Regions from separate parts of the Homo sapiens genome. Here region 1 is linked to region 2. A link is an interaction called in ENCODE POLR2A ChIA-PET data of the cell type or tissue named here. Cell type or tissue: HepG2. All regions are shown on one strand.

The links. Peaks named below come from ENCODE experiments on the same cell type or tissue, not always from the same donor. Only the 100,000 strongest peaks of a DNase experiment are listed, where the experiment ranks them.
Region 1: POLR2A ChIA-PET joins it to region 2 with 5 read pairs; 9 of 35 experiments call an interaction of 5 or more read pairs at or near these places.

What each region holds. Positions count from the first base shown.
Region 1 is chr11:34,363,338-34,365,837 of GRCh38, forward strand. No RefSeq gene overlaps it. Among named protein-coding and RNA genes, the nearest start is that of ABTB2, 6.6 kb to the left of the region's middle. In HepG2, no CTCF peak of the experiment used is centred here; DNase peaks (open chromatin) are centred at 154, 604 and 994; H3K4me3 peaks cover 1,305 bases.
Region 2 is chr11:34,457,871-34,460,370 of GRCh38, forward strand. The region is part of intron 8 of CAT (catalase); the gene reads left to right. Among named protein-coding and RNA genes, the nearest start is that of CAT, 20 kb to the left of the region's middle. In HepG2, no CTCF peak of the experiment used is centred here; no DNase peak of the experiment used is centred here.

The DNA.
Region 1 (2,500 bases), 95 kb before region 2:
AGCCACTGCACCTGGCCATAAATTTGGATTTTTAAAGACAATCTAAGTCTGGGCTTGGCAGAGACAATAAGCTGCTTAGATGAGTGGGAAGGTCAGGGTGGAGAGCAGATCAAACCAGAAATGGCTCAGAACCAGACATCAAACAGTGCCTAGCCCTGGCAACTGATAAGAACACGGGTGGTAAATAGCATTCAGCAAACAGGCCCCTACCAGAGTGGCTGGTAGAAGACTCTAATTTCCAAAACCTTGGGGGAGGGGGCAAGGAAAGGCTGAGCCTGTAGGAACTGAAGGATGGTGCAGAGAGTCAAGACAGGGACTCAGTTATTGGGACTGTGGGTTTCCAGGCGGGGGTTTGGACACAAGGTTTTCAGAGCCAGGTCAGGAGTAGCAGGCAGCGTAATCACGTCCTGAATCTCTGAGGCACTTACTGGTTTGGGACTCCTTAACTTACTGGTTTGGGAACTCCTTAACTATTTGCTGACAGGTGCCAGGCTTGTCTCAGAATCTGGGATGAAGTGGGGCTTCCATAGCTCCTCCTGCAAGGGTTAGAGAGTCACTAAGCAGGGAGCACAGAGATGATTTCAAAAGCATTGCTTGCTACATCGCGGTATTATGAAAACCATCTGGGTTGTTCTTTGGACACTTAACATAATATGCCTGAGAACAGGTGATAACTTAAATGAGTCGTTTTCAAATTGCCGAGTTGAGAAATCCCTTTTTCCAGTCTTACACAGGCCTTGATATGAAATACAAAGAAGCAGAAAGCTTGATTTGGGGTTGTGGGTGGAAGGGTCTAGAGCCAATTCATGAATTTTCAGGCAGCTTCTGAGAAACTCAGTGGAAGCCCAAAACTTTGCAGAGCTACTGGAAAACCACTGACCAAAAGCCATTGTCAGTTCTTTGACTCACTATGCGGGTTGGTACATCTGGGGGAGAAATGGGTCAAACATAAGGAAGGAAATACTGTGGAATGCAAGGAAAGCTGAGAAACGTGGTAAACAGGAGTGTTATGGTTAGCAGAGCTGCTTTGAAGTTGATCAAACAGAACACTCAGTTGTTGAAAAAGAAACCAATGGTGTGGAAACTGTAAAGTCTCCTCCATCCTGTGCAACCTAGATTAGCCCATTCCTGACACAGGTATTTGTTCTGAATCTCACGACTAAAGAAAAACACAGACAATTCAAAACAAAGCCCCAAAATGGTTATAAAGAAGAAGAAAAAAATACTTCCCCAAGGTATGTTCCGCAGGATGGCTAGTCTCATGAGATGGCCTACAAAAAAAAAAAAAAAGAAAAAAGAAAAGAAAAAAAAGAATTGAATTTTGTGGTTAACTTTGGGAAATTTTGCATTCTGTTTCTCCCTCTACTATACTCATGACCTACAATATTTAAGGCTCTGTTTGTATTTCTTGTAACCCATGCTATCCTGGTCCTGGGCTTAACTGTGCAGAGAGTTTTTTTTTTTTTTTTTTCAAATACCACAGGCTATTTTAAAGTAACTGGGACTTTTTATTTAACTTGAAGAAGAGAAGACAATGACTATCTTCTGTGTCTTATGAAGACAATGACACATCTTATGTGTTCGCTCAAGTAGTTGTGATAGGGCAGGACCTTGGACCAAATCCAGATAGATATTAGGACTGGTCAGTTTCAGTATCTGACCATTGCCCAAAGCTGGAATTTGGTTCTTTTGGACACAATGCGATCCCAAAGGTAGTTCCAAACCTAGGACATTGCTTCACAGGAGAAAATCGGGGTAAGTGCTAACACTGTGAAACTCCGTCTCTACTAAAAATACAAAAAATTAGCCAGGCGTGGTGGTGGGGGCCTGTAGTCCCAGCTACTCGGGAGGCTGAAGCAGGAGAATGGCGTGAACCCGGGAGGCGGAGCTTGCAGTGAGCCGAGATCGCGCCACTGCACTCCAGACTGGGCAACAGCAGGAGAATCCGGCTCAAAAAAAAAAAAAAAAAAAAAATTGGGGTAAGTGCAGAAGTAATTGTGGCTTTTGCCATTGAAAGTAATGGCTAAACCGCAATTACTTTTGCACCAACCTAATAAAACCGTTCACAAAGCAAACAAGATAGGTTGTAGGAGGGCTTTCCAACAGGAGCTCTGCCTGTCAGGCAGTTGGCATCACAAATGTGTTAGCTGGTATCAGAGGAAGCCACTGGGAGCCTGGGAGTTTTTTTGATTGTGTGTGTGTGTGTGTGTGTGTGTGTGTGTGTGTGTGTGTTTTGATGGAGTCTCCTGCTGTCGCTCAGGTTGGAGTGCAGTGGTGTGATCTTGGCTCACTGCAACCTCCACCTCCCAGGTTCAAGCAAGTCTCCTGCTTCAGCCTCCCGATTAGCTGCGACTACAAGCGCCCGCCACCACGCCCAGCTAATCTTTGTATTTTAATAGTGACCTGGCTTCACCATGTTGGCCAGGCTGGTCTCGAACTCCTGACCTCAGGTGATCCACGCCCCCCCCACCCCCCCCCGGTTTTCCAAAGTGCTGAGATT
Region 2 (2,500 bases):
GTTTCAGTCTGCATGGAGGACAAGCTAAGATTCCGTTTTTAAAAAATAACTTTTTTGCTTATGACATTGGGGAACATCTGAGGCTTTTATAGAAAGTAAGTTTTTCATTAGTTTTTAGTCCAATTCAACTGTTACAAATTGAGTACCTGTCTGTTGTGTATGGTGGACTGTCTTGGGTGCCATAATGTAAGGCAGAATGCCATGGTGATCCAGAAAGCAAAATTTTGTCTGATAGGAGGTCAGCCACGAAGTTTCATGAACGAGGTAGCATTTGAGATTGTTTTGAAGAATAGATAGGATTTTGATTTTTAGTAGGTAAAATGCGGCAGGAGAAGGACATGAGTATAGGCACAAAGGTGGGACATGTTAGGTGTGTTGAAACTATAAACAGTCACTCTCTCCTGAATGAGAAGAATAGAGTTTGGGTAGGTTCATTGAGTATATGTCAGAGGGGACCTTAAATGCTTGAGTAGGAGTGAAAAGCTTTCTTCAGTTTTGAGAAGTGTGGTCTGGGATATATTGAGTAGAATCACTCCTCTTGGTGATAAATAGAAAAAGCGACAACTAGGGATTGGGAATAGCAAAAGGAAAGTCAGGCAGTTCTCAGAGGAAAAGCAGAAGTTTGCATTGAAACCAGGGAGTAGAGGAAGCCAAAACAAGGTAATCCTGGGCCCTAAAACTCCCTACCTGGTGGCTGAACTGTGAGAGGATGAGGCTAATGGGATTTGCCAAGGCATGAAATTGTCATGGGCAGAGCAGAGGCTGCATAACCCTGGTTACCCAGGGAGGGAACGGATTGAGGAATACAAGGTTACCTAAACTCTTTTCACAAGAATCCAAGTCACCATGGGTCTCTGGAACCACAGTGGGACCGTGAGGCAGTCAGCAGCACTGAGTCATATAATTTGAAGAACAATGAAGATTTGAATGGAGAACTAGGCCCCCGGGAAAAGGACTGCAAAGCAAATACGTATTCTCTACATTCCTAAGAAAGCAAATGTCTAAGGCAGCTATTCAAACAGTGGGGAAGAGAGTTCTGAAAAAGGATGACAAGTAGAAAGTAATATAATTTCTGTTAGTATTAATTTTAGTTCTGGCAAATATATCTATTTTAAATTCAGTGTACTCTTTATAGGTTGTTTTTTTTTTAAATGAGTTTTAGAAACTGTTCGAAAGAGCTTTCATAAGTTTGTCGAGTTATTGTTTCTAGCCTAGCTTTCCCCCATCCTTCTTAGGTCATTTAGCTATCAGTTCCAATACCATGGAGCCTGTGAGGAGCCATACAGTTGGGGAAGGACTGTTGTACTCATTTAGCCATTTGGTGACCATTAAGGAATGATTTGAGATTTTTTGAGTAGGTGAGTAGGGAATATGTAGATTGTCTTGTTGGACAGGAAGTGGAAAGCCAGTTAGGGGGGCTTTGGGGTTATTCCTGCTGAGAGCTCATGAGTATTGTAGCCTAGGCAGTGGCGGTTGATATATTAATGGGCAGTGTTTACAGGTGCCTTTTAACAAGGTCATGTTATTAAGTTTTATAACTTTATCCAAAGTGGTGAGCCACACCATGGTGAAATGGACAAATAATATAATACAAGTCATAGAGAGACTGTCCTGTCCCCTGAGTACCTGAGGACACAGGTGCAGCCTTTCTTGCTCTCATTCTCTGCATTTTGCCAAGAGTTGGAGAAGTTGGGCCGGTTGCTTGGGTGGGAAAGGCTTTCCCACTCACGCAGGTCCAGCAAGGGAGTTCAGGCACAGGGCCTTGGGGAAGGCCTAGATTCAAGCTGGTGTCAGGGTATGGCCTCACTGTGCCCATTTCCCAACCTTTGTTGGTCTCCACCCATAGGTGGGGTAAGGTTGCCTGATAAACACAGGGTGACACAAAATCAGAATTAGGTGATAGAGGCTACATCCAGGAGCTGCCCATGGCAGGATTGTATCTCCTATCCTGTTGATGGAGTCAAGAGCACAACTTTTTGAGCCAAAGGAGACAACCAGCTTCCAACCTATAGCTGAGTTTTGGTCATGGCCGCATGGCTAGTCATCTAAATATGACCTTAGGCTATTTGAAATGATGATAAGAGGGAGTCATTCAGCCAAAAGCAAAATATTGACAGAACACTGGGACTGGATTAAGTCTGTTGGTATCAGTGATTTGGAACAAAGTTATTGCTTAAGTTGCCCTATTCAATTTGGTTTTTATTTTGCCTCATAGAATTAGGGATATAAAAATACTTTTAAGGTTCAAGGCCAATGATAAATTCAATGGAAGAAAAATTGCTCATAGAAAAGGAGTATGAATAATGAGAATAGTTCAATAATTAGATATTAAGATTAATGCAGAATTTATCATAAAGCTTTTGTTTGAGCATTAACTGAAAGAAATTTCAAGATGCTTGCCATCTTTGCCTTGATTAACATGGAACATAATTTAATCTTAGATTGATTACCTTTGGCATTGTAGGGCTTTCATTTTGAACCACAGATTTTTTGTTATTGT